Linked DNA regions of Homo sapiens: region 1 is linked to region 2. Evidence: chromatin loops called from intact Hi-C (ENCODE). Cell type or tissue: heart right ventricle. All regions are shown on one strand.

Evidence for each region. A loop is a pair of places that touch in the nucleus more often than their neighbours do. Peaks named below come from ENCODE experiments on the same cell type or tissue, not always from the same donor. Only the 100,000 strongest peaks of a DNase experiment are listed, where the experiment ranks them.
Region 1: it touches region 2 in a loop (5-fold over the local background); 1 of 110 quality-filtered maps calls a loop at or near these places.

Annotation. Positions count from the first base shown.
Region 1 is chr10:4,999,864-5,004,863 of GRCh38, forward strand. AKR1C2 (aldo-keto reductase family 1 member C2) reads right to left here and starts at 3,994. Exons shown (of 9, transcript NM_001393392.1): 1 at 3,889-3,994; 2 at 1,651-1,818; 3 at 687-803. The coding sequence starts at 3,972. In heart right ventricle, no CTCF peak of the experiment used is centred here; no DNase peak of the experiment used is centred here; H3K4me3 peaks cover 1,678 bases.
Region 2 is chr10:4,864,524-4,869,523 of GRCh38, forward strand. It overlaps a transcript of AKR1E2 not described here. Among named protein-coding and RNA genes, the nearest start is that of AKR1E2, 41 kb to the left of the region's middle. RefSeq lists a cis regulatory region at 2,156-2,431 and an enhancer at 3,114-3,408. In heart right ventricle, no CTCF peak of the experiment used is centred here; no DNase peak of the experiment used is centred here; H3K27ac peaks cover 2,980 bases.

The sequences.
Region 1 (5,000 bases), 140 kb after region 2:
CAGAGATAAGGGTGGAGAAAGGATATATTTTTAGAGTTTTTATCAAATTCTTAATGTAGCCCTGGCTTTGATTTCCCATTATCATATCTAATATACCCTTTTGCATTAACTAGCCTGACTAGTTTTCAGTACCTTAAGACAAAAGTTATGAATGACACAAGAATTCATGGCTAAGCAAAAATAAAACCTCCAGTGTGAAAAGAGAGGAAGCAGAAGCAACAAGGTTTCCCATGAAGGTTTGTAGTTTAAGACATTCCCGGACTGAGTTCTTGCCCCTTGAAAAGAGGCAAGAAGATGGAAACTCATTGTGCACCCTATGTGCAGCAGGTTTTCTGGACACCACAGCTTCATGAAACTCTGTGTCTGTGAACATCCCAAGAGGTGAAATCAGGAATCATAAATAAGACCTTGTGCCTTCAAGGAGATGATTGTCATTTCCTCAAGTTTTTGAGGCAGAGGCTTTGAGGATTCTGCACTCTCTTTTCTTGTAGACATGCAATCACGGAAGTATGGATTCAAAATTGCTTTCTGTTCCATAGAAAGGAATTAGGAGTTATGTTTAGGGCTCTTCTTCCATGTTAAAATCCCTATGTCCTCCTAAGAAAAAGCTTAGTTCAAATCTCCATGAAAACAATATTTATGCTGAGAACAAAAGTGAAATTAATTTGATCACACAAGCTGCCTACCTTTACAGACACTGGAAAATGAATAAGATAGAGGTCAACATAGTCCAATTGAAGATTTTTCAGTGACCTTTCCAAGGCTGGTCGGACCAACTCTGGTCGATGGGAATTGCTCCAAAGCTGCAGAGGTTAGAGAAACGAAGTTGTGTAATGAAAACTTGAGCCAGTTTTACTAGTTTGCTCCACCTAATATTTAGACATTTTCTACTACTTCAAAACTAATGACCACAGGCAAAATTATTCTCTCTCTTCTTGTGATGCCTTTTGTTCTGCCATATCATGATGAACTTTATAATATGTTGGATATATAGTTAGTACATATATTGAATGAAAGAGTGAAATTACTCAAAAGGTAAAAGTTGTTATCAAATCATAAGCATACCCATTATCTGAATTATCTTTGGTAAGTTTTACAACTCATATTAGTGGTGTAATTATTTCATCTATTCAGCCCAATGGGCAAGACTAAGTATCTTTGTGGTTTGGAAACTGAGGAGGCAAACACAGTTTTTAATATGTTAACTTGGGCTGGATGCAATTTAAAACAATGTAGGTATCACTCTTTTATACTCACTGAGCTCTCTTATATCGCTTTCTCTCTCTCTCTGATCAAAATGACAATGGAAACTCAGAATCATAACAAATGTAAGAAACTCACCCAGGAGGTAACAGATAACATAATATGATTAAGATTATCTCTCATTCTATAGTCTATGTTAAACCATATTGATCTGTGCTGAGCTCGAAGAGTAAAGGCACTTTGAAGGCATGAATTGGAACACTGCAAAGATGAGAAAGCCATCTTCACTTCCTGCCTTTGATATTAGTTTTAATACATGAGTAAGTGTGAATAAATCGAAATAAATAAGCACAATTCACCCTCAACTATGGATCCAGTCATAGAACTGCCACCTCCACACAATCACAATAAATACATGTGCACACAAGCTCATCATAGGCACAGTACCTTTGAAGTGTAGAATATGTCTTCTCTCTTCACACTGCCATCTGCAATCTTGCTTCGGATGGCCAGTCCAACCTGCTCCTCATTATTGTAAACATGTGCAGAATCAATATGGTGGAACCCGGCTTCTATTGCCAATTTGACGGCCTCTAGAGCTTTACTTTTAGGAACCTGGGGGAGCAACCAAACGTAATATTTTCTGACTAATGTGCCTGAGAGTTAGTTCGGGCACAAGCAGCAACGTTCACAAAAATCAGCTTTTCCTCCTTTCTTGGATGAGCTCTGTATGTAGAATCATAAGCCCATCCCAGTCTGACTGGGTCTTTCCCATTTAGTAATAAAGGTTGGGCATAGCAGGAACTTCTGCAGTCCCAGAAAAATCACTGCTTGACCACTAGCTTGGAAGTGTCCCCAAAACAATTTCACTTTCAGTGATTTTTTGGAAAAATCAACAGGACGCAACTATAGTTACAGACATAATCTTAATTATTTTTAGTATGGTGAAATTAACACAAGGAAATAGCCACATGGAAGGAATTATGAAGGAATGCAGTGTAAGCTCCTGTGATTCCTCTCCCACCATGTTGCACAGAGCGCACTGACTTTATCCAGCATCATATTTTGTCAATGTATGTGAACTGTTGTCTACAAGAGATGCCCTCTACATACTCCATTGCTAAGATTTTGTCTGGGACTGGATACATTGACTCACTCTGCCTAGCAGACACAAATCTTCCAGTCTCCAAAAGCAAAGCAGGTGCACAGAAACCCCACAGTTTACACAAACAGTTACGTAGAGCCACCATTCTTATCAGTTAGGAAACAGGGAGAACTCCACTTTCTCAGATGCCAGCAGGTTTATATTGGAAATAGGCACATCTATGGATAGCAGTCTATTATGTTAGATCTTTTCTACCCAGGTTTTGGCCATTCTGTCTGCATAACAGAACCAAATACTAGGAGTAAAGATGTATACTCTAAGGATATTGATTTGTGTATGTAAGAAATAGGCTGCAGGGAGTAAGTGATTAGCAAAATGGGGTTCAGCTCCATAAATTCAAGGCAACTCTGTCAGGAAACATATGATTGCAGTAAAATTTACAATTATTGACTTATGTAACAAATTTGGATACAGATTTGACAGTATATCTTTTAAATGACAAAAACAGAAACAAAGCAAACTATCTTCCCACCTTGAAAGTATTTCAGAGGCTTTTTCCTGTGAAATTACAAGGAACTAGATACCGGGTCTCACAGCCCTCTCCTCATACCATCTTTGATCTTCTCTTCGCTGTGCAAGCAATCAAAGGCTTACCAAGGCCGGAGCTTCAGTGGTATCCTCATCTTTACTTCCTCTCCATGCCAATTTATATTACAAAATAAACCACTCCTGTCAATGGTCTTCAAAATGTCCCTTTGTAACTCCTTATGTCTTATAGATGAGAAATGTGAGACTCAAATTTTATATAACTAGTTCCTATTCACACACATTGTATTCCCAAGACAGTCTTGAGATACAAGTTTTCTTCCAGTGTAGAAATAGCATTTAGCTATTTCTAAATCTAGAAAATAAAATATATTCCATTAATTTTCTTGTCAGAGAAACAAGAAATTTTTCTGTTACAATATTTTGATACAAATCTGACCCATATTAACAAAGACAAAGAATTTAAACTTTCCTTGTTTGGTTCTAGTTTTTTTTTTTTTTTCTTAAAATGAGGATATTTTATTATTTCAGGTAATTTTCCCAGAGGTGAGAATAGTACATGGGAAATTCTCTTTAGGCCAGGTCTAGTATTACAGTGTGGTGCTCAAGGCCGCCCATCAGAACAGTGATACTCTCCCAACAGATTTCATCCACCCCGTCTCCACTAACTTTTGCCATAAAAATTCCTCTGAATTGTATCTTCTTGGAAGAAGTAAATATCTGTTCGACTATACAAAGAAACAGAGAAACCACTCCCATTGCAATCAATCTTCAAGAGAGGGAGCAGGCAAGCCGTGTTCTTTCTGCTGAGTTTTATAGACTCTGACAAGCTGTGAAATAAACATAAACAGAAGACAAAACAGTGCCACAAATAAGCAGTAGATGACCCTGTGACAAGACGGCATTGCAGAACAAAGACTGACGTTTAAAGGGGAGTCATGCAGAGTAACATAGGAACACAAGCCTGACAACCTGGTCAGCTTCCACTTACTCTAGCTCCTTTGAACTCTCAACACTAAAAATATTATTGTTACCTCTGCAGGCGCATAGGTGCCAAATCCCAGGACAGGCATGAAGTGACCATCATTCAGCTTCACACACTGGTATTTCGAATCCATTTCTGTCACTGGCCTGGTTAGCAAATGTTTCTTCCTCCCTCACAGGCTATAAGAGCAATGAGCTGGCAACGCCCCTGAGCACACTGTCTGCTGGTTAACCAATGGCATGTGAGAGGAGGGACAGAGGCAGTCTTACACAAGCTGTGATAAAAATTGCATCCAGTTCAACCGTTTCTTACCTAAGAAAATTCATAAGTAAATTATTATGTGGTCATGATACACTCATTAATTTCCTCTGAAGTATTTTTGCTATTCCAGATCTCTATATATGAGACATAAATTACTCAAAGAGATTTGTAGAACAAATTGTGACTTTACATAAGAATATAGAAACCTCTAGCGGCACAGCTCTTTTTTGTGTGTGCCATGATGATGAGTTCCTTCTGCATCTTGCAGCATTTGAAATGACTAATTTTCATTTTTCTCTCTCTCACACACACAATTTAAAGGAATGACTAATGAGCATTTCTTTAAAATATTGCCCTCAATTAAAAATTAAAGTTAAAATTTTTAAATGCATGACTTTTTTTCATCAGCAAATTTATTGTTCCTTTCTTATTAGCCTTGTAAGAGAAACATCCCTTCCTGATCAAGGTGCAGTCCTGATAAAGTTGTAATCCTGATGTGGGTGTAAATAAAAAAGAAAATATGATGTGGTTTTATTGGAAGATTTCTTATTAACAGCTTTTGGTCTTTGGATATAATTTGTAACATGCAAACAGTGCCTTATTGGTCTTTTCCAGTCAGTTTTATAAGTTACTACCAAAAAGTAACAAGCCAAAAACCTGATAACTATTAGATATACTTTATAATATTGCTAAACATTATTCATAAAGAAAAACTGGTAACTAATGACATATAAACTGGTGAATAATCCTCACATGGGATAATTTTTACTTTATTCTCCCTTTGGAGGTCAGGTTAAAACAAGATTGTAATTTGCATGATCCATGATTCACATCTTGGAGTAGTCACAACTTGCAGTGCCCTGATTGCTTCTATTTGCTTTCTCATAAAACAAACAGAAA
Region 2 (5,000 bases):
GGAAGCATTCCCTTTGAAAACTGGCACAAGGCAGGGATGCCCTCTCTCACCACTCCTATTCAACAGTGTTGGAAGTTCTGGCCAGGGCAATCAGGCAGGAGAAAGAAATAGAAGGTATTCAATTAGGAAAAGAGGAAGTCAAATTGTCCCTGTTTGCAGATGACATGATTGTATATCTAGAAAACCCCATCGTCTCAGCCCAAAATCTCCTTAAGCTGATAAGCAACTTCAGCAAAGTCTCAGGATACAAAATCAATGTGCAAAAATCACAAGCATTCTTATACACCAATAACAGAGTAAGTGAATTATAGTGTGTTCACGTTGAGTCCCTTGTGTGGGCCAGTCTTCCAACAAGGCTATCCTTCTTGTAATAACTTCCTTTCTTTTTGCAGAGATACAGTAATAAGTTCATGAGTGAAAAATGAAATATTCCTACATATCTATGTACCAAAATCCCAATTTGAATAAAGAGTTAACTATGAGTAAAACTACAGAAAAATTAGAAAGGAATATAGATGAATATTTGTTATTTGGCCTAAAAGTAAAGGAAGGAACGATGGGGTGTAAAAAGGGTGAATAAAGTTACTCTCTAACACATTAAAAACAGATATGTCCAAACTTCACATTAAACAAATTAAAAGTCAAATAACCATACTGCAAGAAAAACACTTCTATCTCATTTAAAAGACAAAACAAAAATAATACGTAAAACAGATCTTTTAAATCATTAAGAAAATGAAAAATTTAAAAAGATGGTATTGGAGTGATACTAGTAACTAACAATTATTGATTATAGTTAGTACCCTGTACTCTATATTTATTCCTCAGAATAATCCTTTGCACTGGGTACTGTTGATACCAATAACAAATTTTAGAAGACAGGTAGAAGTCAAGTAATTTGTCAAAGATTATAATAGATAGTAAACATTGAAGCTAGCATTTGAACCTGGGCCATAAAGTAAATGAACAGGTAATTTTCAGAAGAAGAAAATTCCAAAAGCCAGTAAGCAAATTAATGATAATTGAAATAAAAGTGAATCTGACAATGAATTTCCCTTTTCCCCACTCAAACTAGCAAAAGTAAAACATTGACAAGTGAAGAAAAAGAAAATCCCTCAATACATATTAAGTTTGTGGAAAAATAGCCCTTTCAGTGACTTTTGGTAGGACTATAAATTTATATAGGTCTCCTAGAGATAATCGGTATTAAGTTTCAAAATCTTTAAAAATGTGCATAATTATAAATTGGTAGGACTTGAGCCTTTAATTACTGAAGCTTAACAAAAAGAGTCCACCCCAACCCAACCGTTGCCACCACATGCTCAAGTTAGAGAGTTATGTTGCTAAAGAAAAATTGTATTCATCATTATTCATTTGGAATTCTGGGGGAAAATTTAAATTTTATGTTGAAAACAATTTCTAGAAAGGATTGTTTTCCCCTAGGGTTCTTTTGGTCAATCTCCTTCTCTCTCAAACTTACTGAATTCTTACTGTTTTGTAACTAGCAGTACCAAATCCCAGGACAGACGTGAAGTTTCTGTCATTCAGTTTCAGAGAACAGCATGTATATTGGGCCATTGTTTTTCACTGTCCAGGCTAAATAGGTCTGATTATATTTCAGCAAAGTGATCCTCTTTATCATTTCCACTTCCTCCTTCCTGTGCTCTGAGACAGATTTTATGTTTGAATTACATAATAAAAGGTAGGAGGGGTTAAATCTAGAGCCACATCCACATTCTTTTGACGGTGGACTAGAAAAGAATCCAAAGAGAGGACGCGTAGCACTGGAACCAGTTTTCTGGTTTTCTTTTAAATTAAACTGCATTTTGAGATGATTATAGATACACAGGAAGTTGCAAAAAATAATTCAGAGTCTGCCCTTTATTCAGATTCCCTGAATATTACCATCTTGCAAACCTATATAGTAAGTTATCACAAATGTAGCTGCCCAAGGGGTTCACCTTGCTTGCTGCCTAGGCAGAGCCAATTCATCAAGACAGGGAAATTGCAATAGAGAATGAGTAATTCACGCAGAGCCAGCTGTGCAGGAGACCGGTGTTTTATTATTACTCAAATCAGTCTCTCGGAGCATTCAGGGAGCAGAGTTTTGTTTTTGTTTTTGTTTTTTTTTTTTTTTGAGATGGAGTCTCGCTGTCGCCCAGGCTGGAGTGCAGTGGCGCCATCTCGGCTCACTGCAGGCTCCGGGAGCAGAGATTTTAAGGATAACTTGGCGGGTGGGGGGAAGCCAGTGAGCCAGGAGTGCTGAGTAGTTAGAGATGAAATCACAGGGAGTCAAAGCTGCCTTCTTGTGCTCGGTCATTTCCTGGGTGGGGGCCACAATATCAGATGAGTCAGTTTACTGATCTGAGTGGGGCCGGCTGATCCATCAAGTGCAGGATCTGCAAAATACCCAGGCACTTAGGAGCAGTTTACGGAGGGTCAGAATCTTGTAGCCTCCAGCTGCATGACTCCTCAACCATAATTTCTAATCTTGTGGCTAATGTTAATCCTACAAAGGCAAATCTAGTCCCCAGGCAAGAAGGAGGTCTGCTGTGGGAAAGGGCTGTTACCATCTTTGTTTAAACTATAAACTAAGTTACTCCCAAAGTTAGTTCAACCTACCATCAGGAATGAACAAGGACAACTTGGAGGTTAGAAGCAAGATGGAGTCAGTTAAGTTAGATCTCTTTCACTGTCTCAGTCATAATTTTGCAAAGGTGGATTCACAACCAAGATACTGATATTGATATTGTCTTAGACTTCTCCAGTTTTGGTTGCATTCCTTGGTGTCTGTGTGTGTGTTCACTGTTGTACAATTTTTCACACATTCACGTTTCCATCTCCACAGTCAAGGTACAAAACATTTCCGTCACCATGAGGGCCCTCCCTGTCACCATTTTCTAATTGCATTCAGCTGTCTTCTGCCTCTGCTGCCTCCTTAACCCCTGGCAACTAGTATGTTCTTCATTCCTATAATTTTGTTATTTTACAAATTCAGTATAAGTGGAATTACACACTATGTAACTTTTTTGGACTGGCATTCCTCTGTCACCACAATTACCTTGCCATTCAGCCAAGGTGTTGGATGTGCCAATAGTCAGTTTATTTTCATTGCTGAGTAGGATTGCATGGCAAAGATAACGCCATTCATCCGTTGAAGAACTTGACTAGTTTCTTTTTAACCCACAGTTCTAACATTGCTTTCAGCTCTGTGTAGCAGTGATAAGAACAGCGTTGGCCTTCCAGTGTTTTTCCTTCCTTTTCCAAGCCATGTGTTACTTGATGTGACTCATTGTCTGGGCTTTGTCAAAGCGAGAGGCAGCGTCCTCAGGGTCCGTCTTTCTTATCTTTGTAACGAAAACCTTGGAGCATTTCAAGTTTGCAGCTTTCCTATTTTGGTGACTCTTGAAACCTCACTGTGATATATATACTGCCCCCAGAGCAGGCACACTCTAATAATGGCTCCAGTTTTAAGATGGTGCAGCTTAGTAGGAGACTGGATCGTTGGGGGTTTGGGAAATAATGTGGGCTCTTTCTATGGAGTAATGCAGCTGTATAAACTCCAGGCAGCTTCCTAAACTGGGGTCAGGCCTGTAAATACTGTAAGATTCTCCACTATCAAAGACTACAGCAGTCTGTGGTGGCAATGCCAGCTTCTGGGTTCCTGTTGCTTACTTTTTTCCCACAGAGAGAAGTTCTTCCTGGTTCTGAGCTGATCCTGACTGGATGACAGAGTGGCAGAGGCAGCGTGTTTTATTCCTTTCTCTATATGGCCATCCTGAGTCTCTTTGCTCCACAGAGTTTCTCTCATCCATTATCTAAAGACTCTACAGCTCTCCTTTAGTTGCTCTGGTCAAAATGTAGTTGTTTCTTCATCGCTTTGGTCTGTTTTTGTGGGTGGGGAGAAGTGTAGGAACCTCTAGTCAGTTATCTTGCTGACATAAGCCCGTGGAATTTTCTATGTAGTCAATCACGTCACCTGCAAATGGAAACAGTTTTCTTTCTTGTGATATGTATGCCTTTTATCTACTTTTCTTGTCTTACTGTATTGGCTAAAACTTTTAGCACTGTGTTTAAAAAGAGTGCTGAGAGTGGACATCCTTGCTTTTTTCCCAGTCTTAGGGACAAAGAATTCAGCTTAGCTGTAGGTTATTGCAGATGTTCTTTATCAAGTTTAGAAAGTTATCCTGTAGTCCTATTTTCTGAAAGTTTTAATTATGGATGGATGTTAAATTTTGTCAAATGCTTTCACTGCATCAATTGATATGATCATGTGACTTTCTTCTTTAGTTTTTTAGTATGATGGATTATATTAACTGATTTTTGAACATTGAACCAGCCCTGTATCCTTGATATAAGCTATACTTGGTTTTTGTGTATAATTCTTTTTATATTTTTTTAAATTCTATTTGCTAATATTTTGTTGAGGATGTTCACATCTATATTTTTGAGAGATATTGTTCTTAGTTTTATTTCTTTCTTCCTTTCCGTTTTTGTCTCATTTTCATATTGGGGTAATGCTAGCTCTGTAAAATGAACTGGGAAGTGTTCCCTCCTCTTTTGTTTTCTGAAGCGATTGTATAGAATTGGTGTTAATTCTTCTATAAACATTTATAAGCAATCCCCAGTGAAATTGGACATGGAGACTTCTATTTGGGAGTTTTAAAATTATAAACTCAATTTAGTAATAGGGCTATTCAAATGATCTATTTTATGTTGGGTGAGTTGTGGTAGCTTGGGTATTTTTCAGGGGAATTGGTCCATTATATAACTTGTGAAGTGTATGTGTGGAGTTGTTTGTAGTACCCCATTACCATCCTGTTTATTTCTACAGGATCTATAGCATAATTCCCTGTTGCATTCCTTATGTTGGTAGTCTATATCTTCTCTCTTTTTTTATGTCAGTCTTGCTAGAAGCTTGCTTGAACTTTATCTTTTCAAACAACCAATTCTTTGCTTCATTTTTTTTCTCTGTTTTTTTCTTTTCAATTTCATTGATT